Regions from separate parts of the Homo sapiens genome. Here region 1 is linked to region 2. Evidence: read pairs that join two places in POLR2A ChIA-PET (ENCODE). Cell type or tissue: PC-3. All regions are shown on one strand. Links, peaks and the distances in the headings refer to the core of each region. The heading gives the core; the rest is flanking DNA.

Evidence for each region. ChIA-PET counts read pairs that join two places held together with the same protein. Peaks named below come from ENCODE experiments on the same cell type or tissue, not always from the same donor. Only the 100,000 strongest peaks of a DNase experiment are listed, where the experiment ranks them.
Region 1: POLR2A ChIA-PET joins it to region 2 with 13 read pairs; 3 of 35 experiments call an interaction of 5 or more read pairs at or near these places.

Annotation. Positions count from the first base shown.
Region 1 is chr1:221,824,386-221,834,933 of GRCh38, reverse strand. LINC01655 (long intergenic non-protein coding RNA 1655) reads left to right here. Exons shown (of 4, transcript NR_125989.1): 3 at 588-642; 4 at 7,178-7,268. Among named protein-coding and RNA genes, the nearest start is that of LINC01655, 11 kb to the left of the region's middle. In PC-3, for the core only: no CTCF peak of the experiment used is centred there; DNase peaks (open chromatin) are centred at 5,063 and 7,953; H3K4me3 peaks cover 337 bases; H3K27ac peaks cover 2,549 bases.
Region 2 is chr1:221,915,230-221,925,777 of GRCh38, reverse strand. LINC02257 (long intergenic non-protein coding RNA 2257) reads left to right here. Exons shown (of 4, transcript NR_149057.1): 2 at 7,066-7,186. It overlaps LOC124904517 (a long non-coding RNA gene), which reads right to left. Exons shown (of 3, transcript XR_007066885.1): 3 at 7,426-9,700. Among named protein-coding and RNA genes, the nearest start is that of LINC02474, 46 kb to the left of the region's middle. In PC-3, for the core only: no CTCF peak of the experiment used is centred there; a DNase peak (open chromatin) is centred at 3,677.

The DNA.
Region 1 (10,548 bases), core at 1,367-9,366, 90 kb after region 2:
ACAATGCCTCTTCTGGGAACTGCAACCTCCTGCTGTTTGTCTGTTTCCCTTCTTAGCATAGTAACTCAGAAGGTAGAGGGGCCAGCTCAGATTCTCCTTCACAAGGACATGCTGTAGATGTCAGGCCCCACCACTAGTGCCTGCCTTGAAGGTCTTCAAGCAAGAATCTGGTCATAGACATCCCCTTAAAGAAAATCTAATTTAAATCCTCTGCTATTGCTAAATGATGTGCCAGAAGAGATTACCCAAATAAACTAATTTGCAATGACTTGAATGAAGTACACGTTCCCCTGGCATTCTGCTTCCCACCATAGCACGCCTAGGTGTGATATGCTATTAATCCCTTGGTAGCTCTAGAAGAAGAAGATGGGCTGTAGTATCTAAACCCTGGATTCAAATCTTGGCTCTGTCACCTGCTTTGGAAGGGTTATTTAACTATTCTGATTATTTGTTTCTTAACAAAACTGAAAAAGTCTGGGAACCTCATAAGAAGATGAAATATTTCATCGTATTGATGTATCTAATCATAACACAGCAGCTGTTATAAAGGTGTCAAATGAGAGTGGTCATTCTTCTTACTCTTCTAGATGCTCCAGTGAAGCCCCATATCACCTTTTTCCTTCCTGTTTGCCATAGCTCCAGGTAAGAGACACTGTAGTCAAAATGACAATTTTGATTTCAATCTTGAAATGTGCAGCCTAAATATAAAGCTCATCTATTTGGTTTGAGGTTCAGAGACCTGAGCAATTCATTCTGAGAGATCCAGGTTCTAAAGTAACTTGATCCCTGCACAGGAAACAGTCTCAACAATGACCTTGTCATCTCCCATTCATTCTAATTTCCTGGGCACCAAAGACTTCTACTACCTCAGTGGAGAGTCAGATCAGAAGCTATAGACTCCATCCACTAAAACTCAATGGCCCTCTCCCAGCCTGCCCCCTGTCTCAGGTGAATCCAGGCAGCCTGTGAGAAGATGAAACTCCCCTGCATGAATTTTTTTGGTGAGAAGTTTTAAAATCACTAATTCAATCTATTTACTTGGGTGTTGTGCCATGTGTAACACTTAGAATCATCCCTGGTGCTCTCCTCTTATGTATTTCCTGCATGAATATGAAAACATCCTGAATCTACTGAACTTAATCCCTCAAACCTGCCATTTCACCAATGACCTACCCTAAATCACTAGCTGGGCCCATTTGACACTCATGAGCCTAGATTATTTTTCACCTAACTCTACTAGCAAAGAACTTGTGTCCTGTGACTAGCTATTGGCATTGACATTCCTCCATCCATCCATAGTAATATACATATTATTGGGTTCACTAACACTACATGTTAGTGCCCTCTTAAATCTGGAAGTACTTGGGTGAGTATGAGGAAATTTGGTCTATTGAAAGAAGCATTGAAGTGTTGGATTGAGGATTAAGCACTTGACCTTGGTAGCCTATATCTGTCCCCAAATAGCCAGTGTCCCTGTGGAAGGTAGACTCCATCCAACTCCAAACCAAGCCCCTGGAAATGCATCCCTTGTTCTTATTGGTGGTAACAGGCACCTCCTTGAACCTCTCCCCAGCCTGGCCTCTCAAAGCACCAAACAAACCTGAAATTGTCTCAGGGGAGCCCCTGTCTCTCTGACACCAGGGTATTAAGAAATTGGACAGAAGCCCCACTAAGCAGAGTCAAATGTAACTCTCAGCCTAAACCTGATAGTCTCTTTCTTCCCACCCAGATACAAGGTACCTTGACAACAATCCTTTAAAAATCAAATAAAGTCCCCCTTGTTCTGTGTTGATTTTTAAATTTTCACAGATTTCTCCTTTTGCTAAAGCCAAATGTAGCTGCACAACTGCTTTTACGTTCTTTGCAAAAAAGCTATTATATTAAAAAGAAAATGAGAACGCTAGGCTGTGCTGCCCAGTGGCTCCTAATGCCTGCATTACACAGACAGAAAACTGGGATTGGATCCTGCCCATTTTTCCTAAGGGGATGATGGTATAGAATCTGTTTAGTCAAGAGCAGAGGGTAAGAGAGGATAACATTTTTCTCCAAACAAAGGAAGGGCATGTATCCGCCAAAGGTTCCTGCAGCCAGGCCTAGGAATATCACCAGTGACCTGGCTTGCTTCCAGTGGGCCTGTTTGGTTTTGTCCTAGCATAGAACATAAACAGCATCCCATAGTCTAGGACAGCCAGAGGCTAAAGTGCCTGAGAGATTCTCAACCCTTTCTGTAACTATACATTTATTTTAAGTTCACTCCATGGACCTCCTCTAAACCCATAATTTTAACCTGAGTATCTTTTCTACTCGTTTTGTAGGTTTATATGTCACTGCTGTTTTATGCTACAAAGTTAATTTTCCTTTAATTCTCTTTATGTCATGATGAATTACTTACATTTAGGATCACTGTGTTTTTCTTTCTTTAGACAGAGACAGAGCACCTTAAGTAGTTATTCATAACATTGGGACCAAACTTTGGTAGTTTTCCTTTCTGACATCACAACTTGGTTCAGATTAACAAAGCAGTGGTCCCTGCCTCAGAAAGATGATTAAATTCCCAATGACAGCAAAGTTCACACAAAGCAGGTCTAACAAGAAGCCACAGTGTCTAGCGGCAGCCTGCAGTTATATGTGACAGGAAGCAAGGAGAGGGCTGGAAACTCCAGCTGGAGCAGTGCCTGACATGCCTTTACAGCCAGAAGTCTTTCATGTTTATTGATGCTAAGGAAACAATTATAATTAGTTATGGCTAACTAGGCAACATGAAATACCTTTCCATTTATTCTTAATTCTGTTTCTGCTCTTACTACCACCACCACTACCATTGATAGAAACTCTATGGAAAGAGGAAGAAGGGAGAGTCTGTGGGTAGAGGGAGGGATGGAGGATATTGGGCAGGTTGGAGCTAATGAAGGTAGTCTGAGGAACATCACACTATCAACAGTCTGTTCAGAAGGGAAAGTGATGACAACAGTGAGGACCTTTGTGGAGTGCTTGCTCTATGCTGGGCCCTGTTGTAGGTTCATTACCTGTATTATTTCACTAAATCTTCACTACAACACTATCAGGTAGGAACCATTATGATCCCTTAGAGTAAATGGATTGCTGCCACATTGCATGTAAAAGGGTGATGTTACATATACAAAGTAATATTGCATACAGATTGAAATCACATGTAAATTAAGATTGATATTGCATGTATGCAGATCATAGGTAGAAGGATGCATTGGAATCAAGGCCGTTTGTCAAGATGGCAGCACTCATTGGAAACTCTTCTTTCCTAGGGGTTACTATTTAAACCAGTGGCCTAGTTTAGAAAGTAACTTTGTGCCTCTTGGAAAAGGAGTTGGGAACAAAAGGAACTAGTTGCTCGTAGGAAAAAAGCAAACACAGAGAGGTTCTGAGATCTGCCCAGAAGGGGATCTGAAATCAAGACTAAGTGTGTAGTCCTTCACGAAGCAGCAGGCAAGGCTCATCTTAGGAGGAAGAAGAGGAAGCCATCATCTATGTGTCACAGGTGCTGAGGTGTAGGAGACCCCAACCCTCCAATCATCTTCCCTATTTAATTTGCTAATAATGCGTCAACATAGTAGACCCTGGCACACATTAGGAACTCAATAAATGTTACTTTTCTTATTTATTGGGTAAGATCCAAGTGCTTTATCCGTGAAGTACACCTTTCTGTAAATTTAGTTATACTGTCCATTCTCAAGAATTGATTTTAGGGCTGGGCACGGTGGCTCATGCCTCTAATAACAGCATTTTGGGAAGCCAAGGCTAGGAGTTTGGGACCAGCCTGGGCAACATAGTGAGACCTCATCTCTAAAAATGTTTAAAAAGTAGCTGGGCGTGGTGGTGGGTGCCCATAGTCCTAGCTACTAGGGAGGCTGAGATGGGAGGATCCCTTGAGCCCAAGAGCTTGAGGCTGCAGTGAGTTATAATTGCAAAACTGCACTGCAGCCTGAGTGACAGAACAAGACTCCAACTCACACACACACAACAAAGTTTTTGCTAAACAGAAGAGAGATTTTGGGGATATCTGGCAATAAAAGGAGAAAATACTCCAGGGGAGATGGATATGGGAAGGACAGAGTGGGACACCTAAGAGAAGCCCCACATGATTTTCCCAATATTGCCTGGGCAGCCCTAGGAGCTGAGGGATGGGACAAGGAGATACCAGCAGCCTGCAGAAAGCTGCAGAGCTGAACTTGCACACACACCATCCACGGACACCTGAATGCAGCCCATGTTTATGCCATAGCATGTGCTCTCTCTTATAAGCCTCATGCACCCGCTATGTTCCTTTAGCAGGAAAGCCATAGATTATTTTTCCAGTGAGTGGCCATTTGGAGGGAGATGTGCAGGTATTCGGTTTACAACCTCTCCCTGCTTGTTGCACAGCATAGGAAGGTGTGGAATGTATGATGGCACAAATAGTAGAACCTCCTCAAAATACTCTGAAACCTTCATCCTTTGCAAACCCAGAGGCTCCTTCCATCCTCCACTATTCTCTTTCAAAAGTCAATTATTTTAATCATAGCAAAGCTTTCTTGACCCCATATGTGTCCCAACAACCAAATGACAGTCTCAACAACATTTACCTGTTAGCTATGGATTCTAGTCTAAAAGGACTCATGTTGCTTTCATCTTCCTAGATCCAGTGCCTGGCACAGTGAAATAATTCAAAAATGTTTGTTGAACCCTTCGGTGATTTTACTATGTGCAGAAATGTATATCAAAATATTCATTGAAACATCTCAGCCCTGGATCTAAGAGTGGGTTAGGTGTAGGAAGAAAGGGTAGTGTACCAAAAAAAAAAAAGTAATATATGGTTTCTGTCTTCTAGAAGTTAAAAGCACATATTCAAAAGACAGGTAAGTAGCAACAGGCATGGTATGGTTAAACACTAAAATTAGTCATTTACATATTATCTGTTTTTCTCATACCCTCACTGTGCATTAGAAGCTTTGTAAAAACTACAGATGCCTGCAGTTCACACACAGAGATTCTGATTAGGTCTGTCTAGTCAGAGTCTACATTTTTAAACAGTCCACAGGCGATTCACATGCGTATCCAGGATATGAATCACTGTAACAAGTGCTAGAGAACAGAATTAAAACAGCTACCAGCAAGAACCAGAGTGGGGGGAGGAGTCTCACGGCACGATTGGAACCTCTTTTGAACCCTGAATCATACAGAGAATTTGGATTGTAGGGATGGAGAGGGGAGAGCCTTCTGGTTGGGAGGAAGAATTGAAGACATTGTGAACAAAGGAGGTTGAAAATTAGGGAGAATTAGGGAGCTATTGTTTAAAGGATACTGAATTCCAGATAGGAGGAATAAGTTTAAGAGATCTATTGTACAACATGGTGGCTAACCACAATGTATTGTGTACTTGAAAATTACTGAGTAGGTTTTAAGTGTTTTTGCCACAGGAAATGATGTGTGTGAGGTAAAATGTATGTTAATTAGCTTCATTTCCCCGTTCTATAATGTATATATGTTGTACCCCATACATGTATATTGTTTTTTATTTGTCAATGAAAAAAGCAAATTAAAAATGCCAATGTTAATTTAAAAAAAAGAGTTGAAAGTCAAATGGATACCTATTTGCTTAGTGGCAACCACATCTCAGAGTAAGGTGCAGAGGTGCCCATGTGAAGATGGGCACTGGTTGAGGTAGCACCACCTGCCTACCTGATGGCAGAAAGAATATCCTTAATGACCAAAGGAAGGCCACAGAGGGAAGGTAGGCTTTGGCCATGTGAAACCAAAGAAAATGGCTGAGGTGACTCAATCAATCTAGAGATTTATTCTGCCAAGGTTGAGGACGCACCCAGGAAAAAGGAACACCTGTGATTTGTGCTTTTTCCAAAGAGGGTTTGGGGTCTTCAACGTTTAAAGGGGAAAGAGTAAGCAGTTGGGGAAAGAGGAAAGAAAAAATAAAAAGGGAAGAATACATAAAAGAGGCAAGCAATGGCATTCTTTTGAAGCTAGATCCGTGTTCACTGAATCCACATTTTAAATGTGAAAAGAGGGGACAGAGGAATAGTCAACTATGCATTGGCTCCAGCTCAATGAATCTGCATTTTTAGGTAAAATAAAGTAAACATAGAGTAAAGGAAGCATTCAAATATGTATTTGTCTCAGGTGAGCAGAGGGATGACTTCTAATCCTGTCTTTGTTCTGTACCTATGAAGATAAGCTGTTGATTTACATTATCAGGGTGAAATTCAACAGAACTCTGTTTTAGGGTAAAGATCTTGGGGTGCACAGAGAATTTTCTTGTGAGTGAATTGTGAGGGAGGGCCCCTGGGGAGGCCTGTAACCTTCTACCTTTGTAGCTATCTATTTAGGAACAAAATGAAAGGCAGTTTTGGGTGACTCAAGCTTTTTTTTTCCCCTTTGGCATAGTGAGTTTGGGGTCCTGAAATTTTATCTTCTTTTCACAGCCATAGCCTGGGAAGTAGGACCCCTTTCTTTGTACCTGCAAAACAGCTGTGGATGGCTACAAAAATGGTCTTGAAAAAATGTTGAGATAGACAAAGAAACACATGCATTCCCAATCACAGATTTCATTATTAACTCTATCTCAAGAAAGGTGCTTGAGTTTGAGGTCCCACATTCTTGGAATGGTGACTACTGGGAGCTTCACCTTAAGGGTTGAGGATGTGTTTCCTTGGCTTCCCTCAATTCCCAGATTATCAAGTTTCTTTCTTTCAGTGACTCAGTGACAAAAGTCTTTTGCCTTTCTACTTCCTTTCTAGGGAGTAATAAAGAAGAGGGGTATGAGTGGGACTCAGGGATAAATGGAGGTAGAGAGGAGGTTCAAGAGATGAACCAAAAACATCTTAAATAAAAAATGCTCCCAGCAGAGGGTCAGGGGTGGATGTGCCTGATTCTGAATGCAAGTCAAATATGCATTTGTCTCAGGTGAGCAGAGGGATGACTTCTATCTCTGTCTTTGTTCTGCACCTATGAAGATAAACTGTTGAATATAAGATGTTCCTACCTGTTCTAGGGCAAGACAAGATAGTTAAAAAAAAAAAAAAAGAGGTGATGGTAGATGCTACCCCAAATGGAAAGGTGAGGGGTTATTGATGGCACACACCAAATTTAGTAAGCTCACTTATGACACCCAGTAAGGACTGTTTCATTGCATGAAGCACTTTTTGTGCAGGTGTAGGGACAGATCAGAAGATTCTGGAAAAGGCAGATCACCAAAGAACTCAAGATGTACTGATATTTTGCCAGTTTCCTTCATCAACAACTTGTCTTCTTTACCAACTAAGGGCAAACAAAGAGAACAAACTAAAAAAAAAAAAAAAAGAAAAGAAAAGAATTAAATAATTAAACAAAGAACTTAAATAAGAAGGTAAGACCCCCCCCCCAAATCTCCCAAGATAGTGAGAAATGTATTTGCGTCATGTCTGCCTAACAATGAGCTATTATTAGGATGGTAGAAAATAGCAGCAAGTAAGGACTACAGATTTCACCCAGAGGCAGAGCAGACAAAAGAGACAACAGTTTCCTGGGAAAGGAAGATGATTCCAGTTTAATTCATCCAACAAAACTCTTCCAAGAATGAGACCAGAAACCCTAACTGCATCTTGGAGGGAGCTGGAGGCTTTCCCATCACAATGAGGCCAACTGCTACCATGGGTGCCAGTGCCAGAGCCACTGTCTGCAGGCACTATCATGTCTGTGTGGGCCAAGGAGCAATCTAAATTAAGATGATCATCTAGGTCCTCAGGCCCTCAGGGTGAGTACATATTGCAGCAGTTTCAGCCTGTTTCATGCCCTCCATCTGCAGATCTACAATGTCTATAGCCAGATTCACTGACCCCCAACCCCTCAACTTCAGATCTCAATCCCCAGAACAATGTGGGCTTAAGACAGGAAATATTGAAGCGGGTTTAGCACTTCCTCCTCCTCCCCCAACAGCAGTGGCATCCTGGTGTTGAGTCATTCTCCAGATTAGGTTGAACCAGCTGACCACTGGGCTCCCTGTGTGTCACCTGAGTCACCCTCACTCTTGATTTGGCCTAGGGGTCCTCAGTGGGCTTCCGCCCCCACCCCTGGGTTGCAACTCTCTAGTCGAATAACATTCCCACTGTAATTACAAAACTCCTATACCCAAACTTCTTCCTGGGAAACACTGAAGAGTGTTGCACTTTTCCTTCTTTCTTTCTCTCTTTCTTCCTTCCTCCCTCCCTCCCTCTCTTTTCTTTCTTTCTTTCTTTCTTTCTTTCTTTCTTTCTTTCTTTCTTTCTTTCTTTCTTTCTTTCTTTCTTTCCTTCTTTCTTTCTTTCTCTTTCTTTCTCTCTCTCTCTTTCTTTCTTTTCCTTTTTCCTTCCTTCCTTCCTTCTTTCTTTCTTTCTTCCTTTCTTTCTTTCTTTCTTTCTTTTCTTTCTTTCTCTTTCTTTCTTCTTTCTTTCTTTCCTTCAAAATGGAGTTTCACTCTGTCACCCAGGCTTGAGTGCAATGGCGCCATCTCGGCTCACTGCAACCTCTGCCTCCCAGGTTGAAGCGATTCTCCTGCCTCAGCCTCCTGAGTAGCTGGGATTACAGACGTGCACCACCATGCTCAGCTAATTTTTGTATTTTTAGTAGAGACAGGGTTTCACCATGTTGGTCAGTCTGGTCTCGAACTCTTGACCTCGTGATCCACCCACCTCGGCCTCCCAAAGTGCTGGGATTACAGGCATGAGCCACCGCGCCCAGCCATGAGTTGCACTTTTCGACCTTGGTTCTCATCTCATCCTTGGTTCAACCATCTTGTCTTGCTCTTGATTTTCCTGAAATGGGAGAGTTCCCTGACCCCCCTCACAGAACATGCAACAGGGGTGTGGCTTGTCTGTTCAGCTGCCTTACCTCCCTTATAGGAGTGGGAGCATGCAGACGGGCAGGTGCAAGAGCCAGGACAAGCACTTTTGGGCTCAGGCTCCATGGTAGCATCTAGGGGTGGGTGCCTGCAACTCCCAAAGCCCAGGTGGGTGTGTTACAGTGCTCTTTTAGCTCTGCTGTCTGCAGATGGCTTAAGTGTTAACCAGCTCAGTGCCCTCTTGGTACCTGAGTCCTTGTTCAGTATCCAGGACGAATTAGGTCACATGGACGAATTGAAGGTTGGCAAATGCAGGGGACTTTGTTGTCAGATGGAGATGGCTCTCAGCTGGAGGGATGGGGAGCTGAAGAGGGGATGAAGTAGGAAGAATGATCTTCACCTGGAGTTTGGCTGTCCTGCAGCCAGTCTCCTCTCCAACCATCCCCAGATGAACTCCTCTTGATGTTCAGATATTCCTTCTTTTCTCTCCTTCTCTGCCAGGCCCACTTTTCTGCCTCTGCTCATCTACTTGTGGAGCATGGGATTTGGGGTTTATATGGGTATGAGATAGTGGGGCATGGTGGGCCAGAAGGCAACATTTGGGTGCAAAAAGAGAAATGCCTGTTTCTATTTAGGGCCATGGGTTTCCAGGCTTGAGGGTGGGGCCTTTGCCAGGGAACTGCCTTCTTCTACCCAGTATTTCCCTGTCTCTTGTCCATATCAGTACCTCTCTCCTTATCTGAGGTTAAGATCAGGGGAGTCTTTAGCTCTGTATCTTAGTTTAGTGTTGGGGTCTGGATTTCTGGGGAACAAATCTGCCAGAGGCTGGCACCCTGCCCTGAATTCCAAAAATTACCTGCCCCCAATTTTCAGTGGGCCCTGCTCATGTTTTGGCATAATTTGCAATTCCACTTGGAGCACCTGGTGCCAGCTACTTAGCTGAATCGCTATGTGGAAGGCTGAACTCCTTGCACCTGTGCCTTCTCCAACCTCTCCTGTTAGCTTGGCCTGTCCCACTCTGAAGGGCATGTCTAGTGCCAAGTCTCAGTCCCTTTCCTGCCTACACTGTCCTGCTCCCAACAAACCTCCACACCTCCTGATAAATCCTGGCACAAGAGAAGAATGTATGGGAAAGTGTCAGCCTCAGAACTTCTTGGGAATTGAGAGTGAGGGAGTTGCTGGGGAGGAGGGCTGGTCCCAGATCCTAATGCCCACCTTGCTTCTCCTTGAGGATTCTGGTTGATAAAAGATACACATATTGTTAAATGAGGATTGCAACATTAGTTCTGTTTGACTTTCTGTAACAATTAGAAGACTAGAGAATATAGCTGGGTTTCTGACCTCCCACTCAGAATTATAGAGAGCCAAGTCTTCCCTACAAGGTGGACTTATCCACCCAGTCCCAGGCTGAGAAGCTGGAGATCAGTCCTCCCTGCTCTGAGGTGGTCCCACCAAGGGGTTGACCCACAGAGACTGACCCATTGCTCTGAAATAAAGGCTAGTTCAAGAAGAATCAGGAAATGGGGGAGCATGTAGGAGAAGTGAGTGACCTTGAGTTTTTACCCTGCCCAGTAGAGGAATAGCCAGTGTGTCTGATAACCAAAGTCATTCTTCTCTCTTTGGAGTGGGAAAGGTATAGGAATGAGGTAGGTCCTGAAAATTCCCACTCCATCCCTTCCCCCAAATGAAGAAGGTGTTGATGGAAGCACCTTCCTTTCTGAGTTGTG
Region 2 (10,548 bases), core at 1,786-9,785:
TTGCTTAGATTGCTCTTGGACTCCTGAACTCAAGCAATCCTTCTGTCTCAGCCTCTCAAAATGCTGGGGTTACAGGAATGAGTCACTTGCCCAGCCAATAACAAGCACTCTTGAGTGGGGCAGATCTATTCGCCCCAACTCAATTCATTGAGTGATTAATTTGTTGAATTAGGTCTTTGAGAGGAAATGAGAGATAAAGATTATTATTATTCATTGACTTACTGATTATGTTGTTTCTATTAACTACTTTATAATTCACAGTAGTTTTTTTGTTTTATCATCATACAGTATATTTTAGGTTTTCCTGTTCTTTGGGCCTATGCCTGCTGAGAATAACAATTTCCTGTGCCTTTTGAATTTTGAGCTGGATTCTATCATGAGATATATGATTAGGTGTTTTACAAATGGTAGAGTGGGTTTATTTCTTCTGTTGCATTTTCAACATACCTAACTGCCCTTTTAAATTTCCCTTAATTCACATAACTGCTTTTTTGAATGAGAGAAGAAAGAATGAAGTCACAGAGAATTTGTGGGGAGTTGTGTTTGGTTTGGGCCACATGTAGGTGTCTGTTGCCCATGGTATGTGTTGTGGTTCTCTGCCCACCCCCACCATACCCATGTGTGCACACACACAAACACATATACTCATATCCATGTATGTCAGTCCCTTCTCTATTCACATGTAAGTCCCTTCCAAAAAGCACATGATTTTCTTTGTGAATCCTGGAAATCAAACAATCTCAGCTTCTGGTTGATTTTCATGTGACAACTTAAATTTTTTTAAAAAAAGAAAGCCCATATATCTGTTTATAAAACATGGAACATTCAAAAATGGCTCAGATGTTAAAATTAAAACAAAACATAAGTAAAATTGACCTTCAACTTGGCTAGACTGGAAAAAACATGAATAAAAAAGAAGTGGTAGCAAAGAGCTAACTGGACTGAGAATGGTGAGTGTATATTGGATTTGGTAGACAAGCCCTGAGATTCTTTATATACTACATTAATACCTCTGAATACTTGCATTCCCATTCTGAGGTTTTGAATGGATTTACCTTGTGCTGTAATTTAGATTTGAGGGGTACATGCCTAGAGCCTCACCATGTGCAAATGGCTAAGGTAGGCTAAGGTTGGAAATTGCTAAGCAAGTAGAAGTAGCAGCTTCTTCCTTCAGGGAGCCAGAAGCCAGTCACCTGCTTAAAGGGTGCAGTGGCTACTCTCATATTCAGAGTAAAAGGTAACGCTGGCTTAGGAAGGTGTGCATGATCCACAGCCTGCACCAATTCCTCGGTCTCTTCCTGTATGACACTCCCTTCTGCCTTGCATTCTCTGGCTGCCTGGCTTTTTCTCATCTCTCCAACAGGCCAGGTTCTTCCTACCTCATGACCTTACACTGGCTATTTCCCCCACTTGGAAAGCACTCACCCCAGATCTCTGCCAGGCTGCTCTTTCTTATCCTTCTGGCCTTAGGTTAACAGTCGCCTCTTCAAAACGAACTTCTTTGACCTCCAGCTCCTCACGAGCCCCTAACACTCTCTTTATTTTCATCATAGTACTCCTCCATGACATTAAAAATGGTTTTTAAGCTCAGTAACATCAGGGACCTCATCTCCCTGCTTAGCTGTATCCTTGCCACGTAGAAGAGTTCCTGACTCAGAGCAGCTCAATAAATGTTTCTTGCATGAATTATTGAAACCACACTTTATTCCTCAGAAGCACGGACATCTCATTTTTCTCAGCACTCTGTCAAAAGAGGCCATGTTATATGTTTTATTAATTTATTTTTCTTTTAATTTGGGTTATAGTGAGTTTGCCACATAAACGTTTTGAATTCTTATGTATTCAAATTTAGCCTTCATGGTTTCTTGTTTTGGTGGCATGATGAGAAAATATTTCCATTTCAGAATTATAAAAATATCCACTTAAATTTTCTTCTAGTGTTTTCCTGTGCTTGATTTATATTTAAATATTTAATCCATCTGAATTTATTTTAGAATAAGATACATGGTAAGAATCTAAATTACATTTTATTCAAACTGCTAGCCAGTTGACCCAACATGATTTATTGTATAATTTAGCATTTTCCTACTGATTTAAAATCACAACTTAACCATATGCTAAATTCTTCTATCTGTGTCTGTCTCATGGATCTGCCAGTCTTGTTCTGCCCCAGAACCAGATTTCAGTTATTGTAGCTTCATTATAGCCCAGCTTCTTACGTGATAGAATAAGTGTCTCTTCTTCTAATCTCCACCATTATTGTCTTTTTATATATTTTTCCTGAGATTAACTTTAGAATTATTTTATCAATTTAAAACAAAGTGTTAGTGAGATTTATTGGGATTGCCTTAATGGAATGTGTTATTATATATTATTATTTTTAGACTTGCTCATCTAAGAATTTGGCATGTTTCTTAATTGTTTGCAAACCTTTTGTGTGTTCATTACTTTATTTTTATTTTCTTCTTATATTTGATGATCTCTGGAGAATAAAACACCTTTAAAATTTTCCACTCAGTCCTAGTTCCATATGTTTTCCATGGTTTGCTTTAAAGTGTGTCTCTCTTTCTAACCTACCCATTTTCTTTTGGAGTCAGGTAAAGTGAGAGTCACAGATAATGTTCTGAAGGTGTTGAGAGACTTCCTGTTTGAAAAAAATTACAAGAGTCTTCCATGATTGTCAAGGTTGTGGAAAGCAAAGATGAGCTTGCCGTGACCCAGCCCTCAGGTCAACAATAATCCACAGAAGGTCAAGTGTTTATCATCTCCTCTCATTTTATTTAAAATTTTTTTTTTTTTTTTTTTTATAGAGACAGGGTCTTGCTATGTTGCCTAGGCTGATCTTAAACTCCTGGCATCAAGTGATCCACCTTGGCCTCCCAAAGCATTGGGATTACAAGCTTATGTTAATTTTCTTGAAGCAGGTGATTTCTTTGTCACTCTTGAGTTTGCTAACATAAGAAAAACATTCATTTTGAACTCACCTTTCAGGCCAGGGCACGGTGGCTCATGCCTGTAATCCCAACACTTTGGGAGGCAGAGGCAGGTGGATCACTTGAGGTCAGGAGTTCAAGATCAGCCTGGCCAACATTTCTCTACTAAAAATACAAAACATAAAAAATAAAAATTAGCTGGGCCTGGTGGTATGCACCTATAATCTAAGCTACTCAGGAGGCTGAGGCAGGAGAATCTCCTGAACCTGGGAGATGGAGGTTGCAGTGAGCTGAGATCGTGCCACTGCACTCCAGCCTGGGCTATAGAGTAAGACTCTGTCAAAAAACAAAAAAAAAAAATGAATTCACTTTTCAGATGCACCAAAGGCTTGACTCTGGGGGACATAAATGATGTTGACACCTCATCAGAAAATTTCAGTGAAAATATGGCATGGGGATAAACAAAAGCAAATGAGGTTAAGCTCTGTGGGTAAGAGCTCAGGCTCTGGACTTGTGGCCTGTCTTGTTGTTATTTCTGGCTCTGTCATTTACCAGCTTGTCCTGGGCCAGGTGCTTTACCTTTCTATCCCTCAGTGGCTTCACCTGTCAAAGGGGAACAATAATTGTCCTTCCTGCATGGTGTGCTGGGAAGATTACACGGGATATTCCCTGTATGTGCTTAGAACCATGTCTCATTCCATACATGATGATCAGCATTTGAGTCACTCATTCAGTTGTTATGCTAGCCTGGGAGATCCTTATGATCAAGGAGTATTCTCCTGCGTCTTATCAATGCCAATTTGGTTGGTGAGAAAACAAAATTGGTTCCTAGCCAGGGCCACTGTTTGTGTGGAGTTTGCACATTTTCCTGTGGCTTTGTGAGTTTCATTGGGTACTCTGATTTCCTCCCACATCTCAGCGCTGCGCCTGCTAAGTTCCTTGGGGTATCTCAATGGTCCCAGTGTGAGTGAGCGTGGTTGCGTGTGTGCCTGTGTTCTGTGATGGAATGGTGGCCTGGCCATGGTGGGTTTTTGCCTTGCATCCTGAGTGCTGGGATAGGCTCCAACCACCTGCAACCCTGAGCTGAAATAAGTGCGTAAATGATTATCTTGTTTTCATTAATCTCTCTTTAATGTATGTATAGCTCACATTTATTTCAATGTTTAATATTAGAAGTGTTTTGGCCTTTATTTAGAAGTTTGGTGATGTTTTTGTGACAAGAAATATGCCTTAAGAACTGAACTCTTGTTTATATTAATTCTCCTATGGTAAAATTGGTTTTATTTTATGTTGTTCTATTTAAAGTAGCAGTTTCTAGGAGCCTATCTATGACATTAGTTGAGGATTTATTGTATTTACTCATGCATTGTTTATCAGTGACAGATCACTTTGTATCTTCTTCCTTTGGTCTTTTGTTTCTGTCTCTGCTGGCTCTTCCTACCTTCCTCCCTTGAATATTCTCCATAGCCATCACCCACTATGGACTGCACATTGTCCAGCTACCACCCTGTCTCATTACTGCCCAGCTCCATGGACTTATAAACCCACTCCTGTCTGCTGTTATCCCTCTACACCATTGAATTTCCTTTTACTGAAGTCCCTAATAATTAATAAATGGTCAAACCCAATGGATCACTTTCAGTCCTTTCTTATCTTACTTTGTCTGTGTGAATTTACACTAGATCACAAACTCCATGAGGGAAAAGATATTGTCTTATTCACTGTTGAATTGCCAGTGCTTAGAATAGTCTCTGCCTATAATAGATACTCAATAAATATTTGTTGAATGAATAAGATTATAAATATTATTTACACTCAGTCAGCCATTCCCTTCTTAAAACATTCTTTCTGTCTTCATCCATAGAAACATCATATTCTTACTTTCTTCTGGAAATTTCTTAGTTTCCTTCCTTTCTTTGTATATCCCTCAAATGTTAGTATTCTTCAGAGTTCAGCTCTTACCCCCCTCTCTTCTCTTAAAAGCTTCTTGGGGGACTTCTTATATCTATGTCTTCAAACATCATATATATACGTGTGTGTGTGTGTGTGTGTGTGTGTGTGTGCATTCTGATTACTTCCACATCTTCATCTCTACTCAAATTAATTTTAATATCTTTAGACAATGTAGTCAATTACCTGTAGAATGATTTGATATTTCTCTGGCGTTTAAAAATATATATCCAGGGCTGGGAGCGGTGGCTCATGCCTGTAATCCCAGCACTTGGGGAAGCCAAGGCAGGCAGATCACCTGAGGTCGGGAGTTCGAGACCAGCCTGACCAACATGGAGAAACCCCATCTCTACTAAAAATACAAAATTAGCTGGGCGTGGTGGTGCATGCCTGTAGTCCCAACTGCTCAGGAGGCTGAGGCAGAAGAATCGCTTGAACCCGGGAGGCAGAGGTTGTGGTGAGCCGAGATCACGACATTGTACTCCAGCCTGGGCAACAAGAGCAAAACTCCGACTCAAAAAAAAAAAAAACAAAAAACTATATATATATATATATATATATATGTATATATATATATATATACATACACACACATATATATATATATACATATATATATACACATATATATACACATATATATACATATATATGTATACATATATATACATATATATATATATGTATCTCCAAAACGAAACTTTTATTTTTTTCAGAGCTTTATGTAGAAAATGTGAAATGAAAAATAATTAGTTGGAAGCCAAAATATCACCATAATTGCTTAGAAATGCTAAATTGGAGGGCACTATTTTGTGTGAGTGACAGATGAGCCCCAGAATTATACAGACCTACTTCTTCAGTTCTGAACCGAACAAGTTGAGCATGGAATATATTTAGTTGCAGAGAAACCACATTCTCTTTTTTACAGGTGTTATACAATCCTACACCAATATGACTGTGGAGCTGCTGAAGGTTAAGAAGCTGTCTCCACCGTATGTTCTTAAGTAATCATGAACTAGCTTGAGAACATTTGGTGGTGGCTCATTCTTGAGTTTGAGAGCAAAACAACTAAACCCCAAGATTAGTTATGCCATCATTCTCTTCTTAAGGATATACAATGGAGTTTGGGGCAGCTAATACACTGTTGACAATTTTGACATTAACAATTTACTTCCCTAGTTTTCTGAGATACACGTGGATCTCAACTCTTTTGAAGTTTAAAAACAGCAAGTATTGTACCTTCCCTGAAGTCTAAAACAATGGCAGAAAGAAAATTTTATTTTTTCTATAATAGAATCCTTACCACAGCTGTGCTTACTAAGGACTCTGTGGCCTGCCAGCATCTGCTCAGTCTCTGCATGGGTCACACATGTGTACTTAGGCCATTTGCTAATTTAATGTCAAGCTATAGCCACCAGCACCTCAAAAATCCTCTCCTGAGATGCCCATGCCTTTGCAGAGACCCTGTTCTTCTACACCTGTCCCTAGGAGCAGCCTCTGCTAATGCAGACAGAGCTGGAGGCTGAGAATTGTCTTTATGAATGATAAAGAATAATTTGGATAATATGACTTTTGTGTCAAAGGAGCTTGCAGGCACAACCTCAGAACTAGGAGAATTTACCTTGTGGATCAAGGCTGTGCCAGGCCACGGCAGGCCTTCCCACATGGAGGGGGTACCCAAGAGGAGAAGCACAGGTCCCTTGTTTACCACGTCAGGCTGGCTTTTTAAAGGAGAAGGATGGAGTTGCTTAGATGGACATGCCTGGCTTATTTTCCCAAAACTATCCATAGGAAATTCACTCTACTTTTCTAGGCGAGGAGTAAGGGGTAAAGCAAGAGGCTTGGTATGTTTAGAATAAATCTCTCTGAAGCAAAATTAGGAGAGTGGGGAACAAGCATTTCCCTCTAACGCTGTGCTTCTTCTAAGAGGTGGTTAAAGTATGACCATCCACTCAATCACCTGTGACCATCCACCTCAGCACTATAGCTGTGTCACTAAGCACTATAGCCATTAGGCACATGTGGCTACTGAGATCTTAAAATGTGGCTACTACAAATTTAGCTATGTTATAATTGTAAAATATACCCTGGATTTTTATTACAAAAATGCAATATATCTCATATATATATATATATATATATATATATATATATATTTTTTTTTTTTTTTTTTTTTTTTTAGGTGGAGTCTCGCACTGTCATCCTGGCTGGAATGCAGTGGTGCAAGCCGACTCACTGCAACCTCTGCCTCTTGGGTTCAAGTGATTCTCCTGCTTCAGCCTCCTGATTTGCTGGGATTGCAGGTACCCACCACCACGCTCAGCTAATTTTTTGTATTTTTAGTAGAGACTGGGTTTCACTCTGTTGGCTAGGCTGGTCTCGAACTCCTGATCTCATGATCTGGCTGTCTTGGCCTCCCAAAGTGTTAGGATTACAGGCGTGAGTCACTGCACCTGGCCTCATTAATATTTTTATATTGATTGCATGTTGAAATGTGTATTAGCCAGGGTTCTCTAGAGGAACAGAACTGATAGGATACATGTACATATGAAATGGAGTTTATTAAGGGTTATTGACTCACATGGTCACAAGGTGAAATCCCACAATAGGCTTCTGCAAGCTGAGGAGCAAGGAAGCCAGTCTGAGTCCCAAAACCTCGAAAGTAGGGAAGCCAACAGTGCAGGCTTCAGTCTGCAGCCGAAGGCCTGAGAGCCTCTGGCAAACCACTTGTGTAAGTCCAAGAGTCCAAAAACTGAAGAACTTGGAGTCTGATGTTCAAGGGCAGGAAGCATCCAGCATGTGAGATAGATGAAGGCTGGAAGATTCAGTCAGTCTGGTCTTTCCACGTTCTTCTGCCTGCTTTTATCCTACTGCACTGGCAGCTGATTATATTGTGCCTACCCAGTTGAAGGTGGATCTGCCTCTCCCAGCCCACTGACTCAAATGTTCATCTCCTTTGGCAACACCCTCACAGACACACCCAGGAACAATACTTTGCATCCTTCAATCCAATCAAGTTGACACTCAATATTAACTATCACAAAATGAAAATACTTTGGATATATAAGGTTAAATAAAAAATAATATTAACATAAATGTCACCTATTACATACGTGGCTTGCATTGGACAGCACTGTTGTAAACCAATGGTTCTTCAACTAAAATGAGGAATCTATTGCAGATTGATACTTTCATAAAATTCAAATTAAAATATCTTTCTATAAAACATTGTAAACCTTTACTCTGGATCCTGTACTTATTTTATTGCCCGCTGTTAAAAAAGAGTTTGGTTCTGACTCTCATCTGAAGAGCTTACTAAGAAGTATGAGTAGAAATAGTTCTAGATGTCTCTTCCTTTCATAGGACCCATAAGTAATAAAGTCCTATCAGTTCTTCCTCCTGTGTATCCTATGTGCATCCTCTCCTCTTCATTCCCATTGCATCTTCCTTGGAGAGACCTTTATTTCCTTCCAGGATTATTGTGAGTGACTACTAAAAACTCTCATTGCCTGCACTCTCATAATCCCTTTATTTAAAACCCTGCAACTACTCCTCATGCCTCCTGGTCAAAGTACAAAATTCTCCTGGGACCCTCAAGCCACAGATGAATTGACCCCTGCCTGCTGGTTCAGGCCACCTTTCCCCGATTCCACACTAGAGTAGCAGCCAGCAATTCCTGATCTCAACCATGTCATCCTCTATAGAAAACACGATCTCATGTAATCCTTGGAAGAACCTGAAATGCTGGCAATATTTTTCCTATGTTACCGATTTTTAAAACCAAAGATCAGTCTAGCAGAGTAAATTGTTCAAAAATACTCAGGTAGTAAGGAGCAGCGTTAGAATTTGAACTTGGGTCTGTCTAATTCAAAAGGCTATGTCCCTTCCACATGACATGGTGCTGCTTGGAGTTCCTCTAGCCCCCTCTTGTTTCTGGCTTTAGCACATGCTATTCTCTCAGTTCTCCGTCTTCTACTTCTGATCCATTTAGGCTTTTCTTGTAATACCTGAGCTAATCTTCAACCACCACCTGGTGCGTTTCTTGAGACCTCCTGACCCCCAAAGCCTAGCTTCTTCTGGGACCCTTTCAGCTCCTTCATAACACTAAACACACCACTTGGTAGTTGAAGGTCTTATTTATTTCCCCTTGTGATTCCTCCTGATGCAGAAACCATCCTCTATGCTTAGCACTATGTCTGTTATGGGAGATGCTTAATAATTAATTCATTCATCTTTTCATGTATCCAACTAATAATTATTAAGACAGACAAAGGCCCTGTCTTCATGGAGCCTACCTTGTAGTGAAGGGAAATTGAAAGAATAAACTGAAAATTTAAAAATGCATGTGTGTGTGTGTGTGTGTGTGTCTGTGTGTGTGTGTGTGTGTGTGTGTTCTGCTTGCTTGTTCTTCCTCTAGGTGTTTTAGTGCACCACTTACCCTAATGATATTCACCAAGGGTGCTCAATTTGTACTGCTCCAGCCAGCTGCTGTGTGCCAGCGCAGCCATCTGCTTTCTCCCGTTGCCATCCCCAGGCGGGCAGCCTGTCAGACAGGGGCATGGTCGTTCCTTCTTTTCCCATTTGTTCAGTGTCTCTGGATTCAATTTTCTCCTTTTCATTTGGGGAATGTCTCAGGCGTGCCCAGGAAATGTCCTTCCAGCTCCTCTCCATCACCCTGTCATATGTCAGATGTGCTCAGCAAAATTGTCTATGCTCTTGAGGACAGGCTGCTCGTGGACCATGGAGCCTCAGCCTCATTCTCTGCATCAGCCAGACTTGGCATAAGCCATGACCTGTTTCAGCCTCAGTTTTCTTGTCTGTAAAATGAGAAGATTAAACTATTCTAAAGTTGATGCTTGGCATGCTTTTCTCTTCCCAGGAGTCTTGTGTAAAAACTAAACAGATACAACAGATTTACTCCTCCGTCAGCAATATTTACTGAACACCACTATGTTCCAGGCATTGTCTTGGGTGCTGATTATGAAGCAATGAACACAGCAGTCTTGATTCTCTTGAGGCTTATGCCCTGGCTGGAGGAAGCAGATGGACAAGTGAATGCATGGTTATGTCAGGTGGTGATGAGAATGTCAGAGTACTATACCCAAGGTAAAGTGGGTGGGGAGTGTCAATGGAGAAGTGGATGGAGGCTATTTCATGTGAAACAGATAAGGTGACCTTTGAGCAGAGACCTGAAGGAAATGAGCACTACTTGGAAATCTACCCCACTAGTCGTATAGAGTCCCCAACCATATGCCCTGCTACTCATGCCATACATCTCTCCCCCGTCAGTCTATTATTTCAAGCTTATGATATACATGGACATTCTTTTTCTCAGGAAAGCTCTCAGAATGACAGAAAAGTCCAGCGGTTATGCTCAACACTCTTCAACATCCCCAACTCCACTGCACACCTGCTCTTTCTTTGTTCCTTGTCTTGCACAGAGAGGAGAATGACTGGTAACCAGGAGTAGCCCAAACTCACGTCACAGCCTGCTGGGACCAGGGGAAGGAGGTGCCTTCACACAGAACAACCCCTTCTTGTAAACATTCTCCCCCACCATTCAGAACATTTGAGCAGTTGTTTATAGGAGATAAATATTGACACAGAAGACTGCAGAGAAGATTTGCAACGTGCTTCATGGGGCAAATGGGTATGGTGGGCTGTC